Regions from separate parts of the Homo sapiens genome. Here all the other regions are linked to region 3. A link is a contact called in ENCODE Hi-C or POLR2A ChIA-PET data. All regions are on one chromosome and are shown on one strand. The core of a region is the stretch at or near the end of the contact, and the rest is flanking DNA. Distances in the headings are between cores, read along the strand shown. Region 1 holds the start of USP9X (ubiquitin specific peptidase 9 X-linked). Region 2 holds the start of CXorf38 (chromosome X open reading frame 38). Region 3 holds the start of KDM6A (lysine demethylase 6A).

Region 1 (3,093 bases), core at 571-3,070, 3.8 Mb before region 3:
TCCTTATCTAAAATAGAAAATAACAGCCTATAGTGTACGCGGGTGGTCGTGTCTGCTTTTTAGAAGCCCATGAGCTAGTGGGGAAGCAAATGATTCATGGAAATAATTATAAAAACAAGGTAACATATGCTAAGAGTTATTAGGGCTATGAATGATACATCTTGGATACCCTATTAGATAATTTGTGGTGAAAAATTTGTAAACAATCTTGTGCTAAATAGAGAAATGGTTTAAAAATTTAAGATACCAATAACTTGCTTTCACTGTCACCTACATTAGTTTGGTTCCATTTTTAACAGTCTTTTATTACAAACTGATATAATCATAGCATAACTAAATTCAACCCTCTTCTCTATAAAATAGATCTCGGTTTGTAGGGTTTTACTATGATTTTGCATGCCATTTGATGTCCACAGGTATTTTTTAAGTCAAAAGGAAATCTGTAAATTAGGAACTGTTAATTTCCTCTTCATTTGGGCATCCTAGGTAGACTGTACAGATTTGTTCCAAGCACCCCATTAATTTGAGATTAGCCTAAGTTTTTCCTATGCCCGCACTTTGGAATATAAACATGTAGAAAATAGTCCATGACACAGCGGATGGGTTCATAAGTTTCTTCCGGGTCCTAACACCGAATTGTGCTGATGATCTGGCAATGGAGGCTAATCTTGCCACATCAAGTACGGCCTATTCGCTAAGCCGTCTGGGGCACTTTATAATTTTTTTCTTTGCTGGTCTGTTTGAAGGGCTCCTATGGCCAAAAAGGTGGTCAGTCCCGTCAGCTAGGCTGTGAGGACGCCTAAACGCTTTGAGGACGCCTAAACGCTTTGAGGTAGTGATGATGCATGATCGTGTGAAAGAGTTTCTCAGAGCACCTCCCTCGCGGGGTGGGGAAAAGGACCTCACTCCCCACGCCCCCTCCTTCCGCTGCGGGAGATAGCCACACCTTCCCCCTATCGGCGCCAAGCAGGTGGCCAGGCCCTCGGGACCTCGCGCCCCCGCAGCCAGTGGCCCGGCCAGCTCGTGCGTCACGTGACGCGGGTCAGCTGCACCGCCGGGACCTCCAGGCACCGCGGCGGCGACCGCCCAGCGCGTGGTCTCGAGATCTCATCTTTCCGCGCCCCTCCCCCCACGGTCCCGGAAAAGGGGGAGGCCGGTGACGTCATCATCCGGGTTCTTGTCGGCGGGGCTACGGTTCACAATGGAACAAAAACAAGCGGCCCGAGTCAAACTATGAGCGACGCGGCTGCGGCTCACGCGATTAACCCTGTCGTGGCCACACACCCCGCCAGTCCCTGCCGCCCAGCCCCTCCCGAGTGGTGTGCCAGATCTTTTCGGGCCTCCCTTCCCCAACTTCGGTCCTAGAGCCACCTCTGCCCTCGTCCCGCTCCTGAGCCGAGGGGCATGGAACAGGATTTCTGGCCGTAGCACGACCCTGAAGGGGCCAGCCGGAAGAAACAGTACTGCGCGAACAATCTTTACCGCATTGTCTTCCCCTCCCCCACCCTAGCTCTCCGGGTTCCCGGCGGCTCGCGCCGAAGCCCGGCCCCCTCAGCGGCTCGCGCTGCTCTCCCAGCCTTGACGGCCCGGGGTGGAGGGAGAGAAGAGGGGGCAGCTGAGCGGGAGGGGGCTGGGCAGGAGCAGGGGGAGGGCCGAAAGGAGGGGCCTGAAAGGGGCGGGCCCTGACGGGGGCGGAGAACTTCGGGTCTTGGGCGGCTCTGGGGCTAGTGGGAGTCTGCGCCGCCGCCGCCGCCGCCACCGCTGCTGCCGCCGTCGCCGCTACCGCCGCCGCCACTGGCCGAGCGGTTTTTTTTTTTTTGGTTTGCCGGATCCGCCATATTGACGAGGACGGGCATCCGCGGCTGCGGACGCTAGTCTCCGCCGCCGCCGGAGCCGCAACCTCTCCGCACCCGGCCCCGTCAGGGCCTCTGTCGCGCCTAGCCCCTCCCCGCCTTACACAGCTCCCGGGCCTCGCGGGAGCCCGCCGCCGCCGCCTCTCTCTCACGGGAGGCGGCCGCCTTAGCGCCCGGTGCTTGGGTCGGCGCCGGGAGCGAGGAGCGAGCTACTTCAAAGCCACCAGGCCTGGAGCGGGGACAGAGGCGGCGACTAGGGGAAGGTGAAGCCGTCGCTGCAGGAGGAGGAGCAGGAGGAGGTGACGCAGGAGAAACGCACCGCCCGGAGCCCGTCTGAGCTCAGCGAGAGCCCCAGCCTGAGGGGAGAAGGGGAAGAGGGCCGTCGCCGGCCAAGGAGGAGGAGGAGGCGGGCGCGGCGAGGAGCGAGTTCCGGCGCCGGTGTGCAGCCTTTTGGTTGAGACGCCCGCAGCCCCGAGCCCGGCCGCCGCAGCCTTTCGATACACTTTGTTGCCGGTCACCCCCGGGCCTGGGATGCACCCAGGGTAGGTCTCGTCCCGGGACCGAGCCCCACCGTCGCCTGGTGCCTCCCGCCTCCGTGTGCCCTGGTTGTGAGAAGACGTCTGTGTCGTGCGGTGAGTGGCCAGCTGCACTGGGGCGACGCTCTTTCCCGGGGCCAACAGCTGGATGTGGGTGAGGGGAGGAGGGCGAGGGGGGTGTGCGTGTGTGCGAGCCTCTTCCCTCGGCGGCTGCCGGCCAGGCTGGGGCTTCCCCGTTCCCCCTCCTCCGGCCCGGGCTGGGCGGGCGCGCGGGCCCGTGTTGTGTGTGGAGCCGGTGTCCCGAGAGCGTGTCTGTGTGTTTTGGACTGTAAGGGAAAATGGCTGACGGCTCCGTCCCTCCCCCTCCTCCCCCTTCCCGTCCTGTCTGGGGCCGAGTAGGAGGATGGAGTCTCCGGGCGTGGCGGGCAGCCCCCCCGCCGTCCGCACCCGGGGGCCGGGTCGGTTTGGGGGCTGGCCGCCCCCCGCCCGGCGGCCGCTTTCCTACCCGGTCTGGTTCCACTTGACACCAAACGCCATTACTGAGGTGGAGTGATTTGGAGCTGGGGAGCTAGGCCTCGGCTACGCCTGGCTATCAGGCCTGACGACTTGTCCGCCTCCCCCCACCCTCCCGCGATAACCCGCAGTTTCTCCCCGGCCCTGGGCTCCTGGAGTGGGAGCTGGGTTATCGGCCTCCTACACCTCCT
Region 2 (3,417 bases), core at 842-3,341, 4.2 Mb before region 3:
AGAGTTTTCTTTCTTTCTGTTTTTTTTCTCTTTTCTAGGTAGAAGTAGAAGTCAGCAACTCTATGGCTGCAGTGGAAAAAAATGGGGAAGATGGTGTAGGTGTGGTGGGTTTACCGGCTCGTGATACCCAAAAGTCTGGGGACCCCTGATACAGTTCAATTTTTTAAGACAGGGTCTTGCTCTGTCACCCAGGCTGGAATGCAGTGGTGTGATCACGGCTCACTGCAGCCTCGACTTCCCAGGCTCCAGTGATCCTCTCACCTCAGCCTCCTGAGTAGCTGGGACTACAGGCATGCACCACCACACCCAGCTAATTTTTGTATTTTTTTGTAGAGACGGGGTTTTGCCATGTTATCCAGGGTGGTCTTGAACTCCTGAGCTCAAGCCATCCTCCCACCTTGGCCTCCCAAAGTGCTGGGATTACAGGCATGAGCCACCGCGCCCGGCCCCAATTCCTTTCATTTTTTTTTTTTTTTTTTTTTTTTTTTTTTTTTTTTTTTTTTTTTGAGACGGAGTCTCGTTCTGTCGCCCAGGCGGGAGTGCAGTGGCGCGATCTCCGCTCACTGCAAGCTCCGCCTCCCGGGTTCACGCCATTCTCCTGCCTCAGCCTCCCGAGTAGCTGGGACTACAGGCGCCCGCCACTGCGCCCGGCTAATTTTTTTGTATTTTTAGTAGAGACGGGGTTTCACCGTGGTCTCGATCTCCTGACCTCATGATCCGCCCGCCTCGGCCTCCCAAAGTGCTGGGATTACAGGCGTGAGCCACTGCGCCCGGCCGTCCTTTCATTTTTGAGATTGGGGAGCACAAGCTGGCCCAGTGTCACACCACGGCAGCTGATCCAGGACTCAGATCATCTGCTTCCCAGGCACTGCTCCTTTCCAGTGCCCACCCTGTGCCTGCTGATAACTACTGGCATGTAGACTGACTGCTAAAGTCAATTTGTGTTAGGAAGCCACTTCTGGCTGTCCCTCTCCGTCCCTTACTGGGCAAAAAAATTTCCTACTCGATCTACTTAGTAAGTGACATTGCCAAGATCTGAAGACAGATCCGGCTGCCTACCCCATTCCCAGCTACCCAAAGTGCCTTTAACTGGGCACTTAAGGTGCTATTTTAGCCCTAACTTCCCTTGGCTTACTCTGTCATCCTTACGGCATCCTATAGCCAAAAAAGAGCTGATGAGCTGTTCAGCGAGCCTTACCCTCAAACAGGCCACACAAGAGTCTCCCTCCCTCCCTGCCTGTGCTCATGATGCTCGCTCTGCATCTTGCCCCAGTATCTCTTGTAGAACTCTTTCCTGTAACTTTCCAAGCAGGGGTAACAAACTCAAATGCCCTCAGGAAGCAGACGGGTAGAAGAAAGCTTCTACTTCACTAAGCTGGGTTGGGTCCCGCATACCACCCCTGAACCGCCTAGACCCTTGATCAATCTCTCTCTCTGCATCTGTTTATGAGGCCCCGGCGACCACAAGACCAGATAGCCACCCCGAGTGCTGGGTGACCCGCCGCTTCCTCCTTCCGTCCCCGCCTCAGGCGCTTACCTTGGCCACCTCCCAGGCGTCCACGGGCCAGCGGCCCGGCCGGCAGTTTCCCCAGTGCACATCTCCATTTCTGTTGACATGATGTCTCAAAATCTCCCTTTTCCATTCAGCGCACACCTGACACTGAGGCTGAAACTACAGGGGGCGGCGGTGAGGAGGGGCCCAGGAGGGAGGGACGTCGCGGTGGGCCCCGCATCGCGGAGGGAACAGGACACTTGCGCTCTGGGTCTGGGACAGGAACGGGGATGAGGAGGGGTGGGGTGGGGGCGGTGGTCAAGGCCCCGAGCCAGGTGCTCACCTGGCGGGCGCGAGGGCTGCACCGTGAGCCGCCGCGGCAGACGGCGCGGGGCCCCAGGCCGGGGGCTGCGGCGAGTAGGCCGCGGTGGAAGGAGAGCACCTCGCGGCCGACGAAACCCTGCAGGCAGCTGCGCAGCAGTAACAGGCAGTGGCCCGCCTTCACCCAGTTCTTGTACTCGGCGCAGTTGAGGCGCGCCGCTAGCTCCGACAGCACCATGTCTCCCACTTGGAACCAGGAGGTTGCGGGGCGTGGCGGACGGCAGTGCGCAGGCGCGGAGCCTGGGAAGTACCCGAGGCAGCGGCGCCTGCGCCGGCGGCAGCGACGCCTGCGCCTGCGCGGCGCGGTGCCACCGATCCCGGGGCGGGGCATCTTGACTTCCGGGGCACGTCGGCTCCACCCCACTTGGGTGACGTCTGACGTCTGACGTCTAACAACTTTGGTGCTTGGGGAAGCAGTTAACTATTTGAAACCCTTAGGCCCTCTTCGTCCCCCAAACAGAGACCCTGTCAGCATCCGATTCGACTCCCTCTCCTAATGTAGGGCACTTCTGTTTTAACTTTTTTTTATTGTCCAGATGTACAAGGTGCTCAGGGCACATTGCTTGAATCGTGTATGTTCTTTGCATTATACAATTCTAGAGTTACTGGTTCCTAAGCCCACAGACCAGCTGTAGCAAATTGAGGTATTAGTGAAACGTGACCGCTGGCTGCCTGCGGTGTGCCAAGCTAACCCAAAACTCAAAATCCCCCGCCACTGGACCACCCAGAAGGGGGCGTTTGCCTGTTTAGGGCAACACATCACTTGGATTCTAGAAGGCTGCACACCTGAGCCAGATAAGGGCATCCTGAAGCACCTAGCAAAGGTTAGACGATAATTATCTAGTATTCTTGATTATATGATAATTAGTGCTCCTTGCACATGGAAGTCTGATTTAAGTTCCAAAGAAGTGCCACAAAGGTCAGAAGGCACTGGGATTGTCAACTCCAAGTGACAAGTCAGGTCAGTTTTAGTTGTTTTTAATGAGCTTTCTGAGCTTGGAAAACATGTCAAAATTGTGTGTAGTTAAAAGCCTCTGAGGAAAGAGTCTAAACATTAAACCTTCCCGACTGTGGTTCACAGCAAAAATGTCCAGTGTTTAGGAGCACTAGCTCAGACTCAAACTGCCCCTTCTTAGCAGTTTGATCTTAAGCAACCTTAATTTGATCTCAGGCAAATTACATTTCTCTGGGCCTCCATTTACTCATTTTTAAGAAGAGGATATCAATAACCTACCACATTGGGTTGTTGTGAGGATTAAATACACATTGAAATATTAAGAAAATGCCTAGCACACAGTAAGCTCTCAGTAAATACTTGCTATTATTTTATATTGACCTAAATATGCCCTTTCATCAATCAGTTATATTCTTGGGCAAGGTATTTTAACAAATCACTGGCCACTTGGAAGTGGAGGCAACTTGCAGAAAATTGTGAGCATACCATGGAGTTCCTGGAGTTGTGCAGCACAGTGCTGGCTGGCCTCTGCTAACTTTGTCTTAATAACCTCAATGCTAAATCCATCCTAAGTAAATTTAAATCACAT
Region 3 (3,397 bases), core at 844-3,343:
GCTCACTGCAACCTCCACCTCCCGGGTTCAAGCGATTCTTCTGCCTCAGTCTCCCGAGTAGCTGGGACTACAGGCGAGCGCCACATGCTCGACTAATTTTGTTTTTTGTATTTTTAGTAGAGGTGGGGTTTCACCACATTGGCCAGGCTGCTCTCCAACTCCTGACCTCGTGATCCGCCCGCCTCGGCCTCCCTTTGCAGGCGTGAGCCACAGAGCCCGGCCGGGATTGAGTAGCCTTATAATCCTTGAAAAGGACCTGAGTCAGGAACTGCTAACTTCAGGGAGATAGTCAAATACCAGCAAAATGTCTATCTGTGCTTGTGCAAGTGTGTGTGTATGTGTGTGTGTGTGTGTGTGTGTATGAGAGAGTGTGCGAGCGAGTTACTGGGGTCAAAATTTCCTTGGCTTTAAATGTCACCATTTGTGACAAAGTTAACAATGTATTAATTTAGCCGTAGAAAAGATTTGGCCCTTTGTACACACTCATTCAAGCAAAATGGAGTATCATAAAGGGAAAGGTGTTTCAGAGGAAGTAATTAAACATGAACTATAATCTATACAAAACTACAGTTTGTTCGTCTAGTTACTAGTCTCAGGGGAACAATTTAAAACTGTGTGCAAAATCAGTTGGGATTCCCATAGCTTCCCGCTGAATACTGGTAGGAATTACTGGGTCAGCACTGAATTGTCTTCGTCATATTTTGAAATCCAAGTTTAAATATATAATTTTTATTGGTTACAGGTGGAAAACCTATTGAAAATATAAAAAACTCCGTTTATAAACAGAATCTTGTCCTTATATGTCTATCAATTTTTTCCTATCCCTGTTATAAGACATACAGCTTAGTAAATAAATTTGCCTTTTGAGAAGAGTAGTCGAAAGGCCTATTTTTTTTTCACCTATAGTAAAGATTAAAAGTCAGACTAAAGCCTTTCCCCTGCACCTGAGAGACAGAACAACAAAATGTTACTGTTGTCTAGGGGTTACAAACCTGCAGGTTTTGGGGGATAGAAAGGATTTCTTGGGCCACCAGCTGTGATGATTTAATTATGTCTTCTCTCAGGTCTGTCCACAAGCAGCCCCTACTTTTGTAAGAAGGCTCCACTGAAATCATGGCAATAGAACCCAACATTCTGCAGATCCCGCTTCACAATTTCTCATTGCTTTTTCTTGTAAGACTGTAATGAACTACTGATAAGACACAGGGTAAACACAGCACGAAAATCTGGCCCCAAAGTGCCGCCAACAGACAGACCTTTGGCGGTGGGGAGCCATGGTCGGCAAGCCAGGCCCCGCGGGCGACTCTTCATTCCCTCCGGCCTGGGGCGTATGGGCGGGGGTCAGGGGAGCCCTTCCCCCTTCACTTTCGGCGCGGGTGAGGTGATCGGGGCTGCCAGCGCAGGTCTGGCCTAGGGCGGCACCCGGACCGCGGGGCACGGGACCGGCAGCCGCTCCCCGAGCGCCCTCCTCGCGGAGGCCATTATTTCCAGCAGTGCCAAAAGTCTGAGCCTTCTTCGGAGGGCAGAGGTCGAGGGCCGTGCGCCGCCTCCCGGCTACGCGACCTGTACCAGGCCCTGTGGGGTCCCGGGACCCCTGGAGCGCGCGCGGGACGGCCGGAGCCGCGGTCTGGGCACATCCCAGAGCTCGCGGGCAGGCAAATGCCGTCCTTGGCGTCTTCGCCCGCCGCTCGCGCCCGCCGCGGGCGGTGCCGGACCTCGCCCTTCCCCACCACTCCCCTCCCCCTCCAGAGCCCGCCGCGGTTCCCGAGGTGACACGGCCCGGACCCTCCATTCTCTGCCCCAGTGTATTTAACCAGCACAACCTAACAGGAAGCTCCCTCTCGGTGACAACCCTTCCCCCGACAGACGCGCCCAGCAGCCAACCACCGGCTAGAATTGGCCTGCGTCCCGCTCCCATCTCGGTGGCGGCCTCGGTGGGCGGGGCTCGGGCAGCTAGCAAGTTAAGTGGAGCCACGGCTGACGTGAGTCAACAAAGGTCACGTGAGGCGTGCGGGCCGCGCCGATTGGTGGCGCCAGCCGGGCGGGGAGGGGGGGTCACGGCGGCGGCGTGGGGTTCGCTGTGTGACACAATTACAACAACTTTGTGCTGGTGCCGGGGAAGTTTGTGTCTCCAACGAATCCCCTCAGTGCTCCCCAGCCCCGCGCGCTCCGGCCGTTCCCGCCGTCCCCGCCTGTGGCTGCCCCCTGCCCAACCCCGCGATGTGACCCTACAGCCGAAAGCCGCCGCTGCCGACCCGGGGGCTCCGCAGCCCCTGCCGCCGCCGCCGCCGCCTTCACCGCCGCCGCGTTGGGATTTTTCGTCGCCGCCGCCCGCGGCGGAGGAGGAGGCGGCGATAAAGTTGGTGTGCTGGTCCCGCGCGCAGATTGGGGGCGTCACTGCGGGCCCCGGTCCGAGGGGGGGTGTCGGCGTTGGAGTTGTGAATTCGCTGCGTTTCCATGAAATCCTGCGGAGTGTCGCTCGCTACCGCCGCCGCTGCCGCCGCCGCTTTCGGTGATGAGGAAAAGAAAATGGCGGCGGGAAAAGCGAGCGGCGAGAGCGAGGAGGCGTCCCCCAGCCTGACAGCCGAGGAGAGGGAGGCGCTCGGCGGACTGGACAGGTACGGGCCGCCGTCACTCGCCCGGTCGGCTCCGGACGGGCAGTAGCCGCTCTCCCGGGAGGACCGAGCGCGGCTTGTCTCTGGCGGCGGCGGGGCGGGCACCTCGGTTTGGCGCTCTTCGCGCCGCCTCCGCTGGGGCCTCGGGCTCGGGCAGGGACGGGTCGGTGGCGTTCCCTGAGCGTTAACGAGTAAACTGTGTCTGTCTCCACAGCCGCCTCTTTGGGTTCGTGAGATTTCATGAAGATGGCGCCAGGACGAAGGCCCTACTGGGCAAGGTAAGGCAGCTGCGAGTCGGAGCGCGGACACCGTCTCCCTGGCCGGCGCCGCGCTCGCCCCGGGCCCCGCGGCCGGGTCTGTGCTCATTGTGGCCACGGACGATGGTCGAGGGGCTTCCGGAAACTATTTCCTGCCTCTGCTCTCCCCCCACCCCCGGGTACCCTGCTTGCTCCCTTGCGAAATCGCTCTTTTCCTCTTGTAGCTGGAGGAACAGAGACGGGATCGCTTTGGGGCCGGGCTCAACTGGGTCGACACAACTGCCTGCTATTTTACAGCTTTTTGAGGGTAGGCCGATGATCTTCGAGGTGCCTGTTTAGGGTCAAGGGATCGTGAGTGTGTTCAGATTTTCCCAAATTTCGGACTTAACTTGCCTCTACGGGTTTAAAAAAATTCTTTTCCTTCAAGCAGGCTGTTCGTGATGCCTACTGCTAACCAAATGTTTTAGGCTTTCTTGTGTCCCCGCTCCCAGAAGGGGGAAGTTTCACGGAGTTTAGGTCGGTGAA

Evidence for each region. A loop is a pair of places that touch in the nucleus more often than their neighbours do. ChIA-PET counts read pairs that join two places held with the same protein, here RNA polymerase II (POLR2A). Pooled maps may share reads with other maps.
Region 1: a loop to region 3 is called in a pooled map of gastrocnemius medialis, with 22 times the contacts of the local background. The contact joins the promoter of USP9X here to the promoter of KDM6A in region 3. A Hi-C loop is called at or near these places in 3 of 37 single-sample maps with no recorded cell type and 13 of 50 pooled maps. POLR2A ChIA-PET finds 5 or more read pairs at or near these places in 3 of 52 experiments (Panc1 and T-cell).
Region 2: a loop to region 3 is called in a map of mammary epithelial cell, with 19 times the contacts of the local background. The contact joins the promoter of CXorf38 here to the promoter of KDM6A in region 3. A Hi-C loop is called at or near these places in 1 of 168 maps with a recorded cell type or tissue (mammary epithelial cell), 1 of 37 single-sample maps with no recorded cell type and 8 of 50 pooled maps.

The regions. Positions count from the first base shown.
Region 1 is chrX:41,083,625-41,086,717 of GRCh38, forward strand. It overlaps USP9X (ubiquitin specific peptidase 9 X-linked), which reads left to right and starts at 1,821. Exons shown (of 45, transcript NM_001039591.3): 1 at 1,821-2,485. RefSeq lists enhancers at 772-1,066, 816-1,355, 1,894-2,431 and silencers at 976-1,045, 1,476-1,855, 2,556-3,015.
Region 2 is chrX:40,645,470-40,648,886 of GRCh38, forward strand. CXorf38 (chromosome X open reading frame 38) reads right to left here and starts at 2,092. Exons shown (of 7, transcript NM_144970.3): 1 at 1,836-2,092; 2 at 1,538-1,672. The coding sequence starts at 2,051. MED14 (mediator complex subunit 14) reads right to left here. Exons shown (of 31, transcript NM_004229.4): 31 at 2,836-3,417. RefSeq lists an enhancer at 1,273-1,472 and silencers at 1,723-1,872, 1,993-2,292, 2,128-2,308.
Region 3 is chrX:44,871,095-44,874,491 of GRCh38, forward strand. It overlaps KDM6A (lysine demethylase 6A), which reads left to right and starts at 2,094. Exons shown (of 30, transcript NM_001291415.2): 1 at 2,094-2,618; 2 at 2,830-2,893. The coding sequence starts at 2,458. RefSeq lists silencers at 1,284-1,783, 2,034-2,263, 2,604-2,863, 2,904-2,983, 2,994-3,093.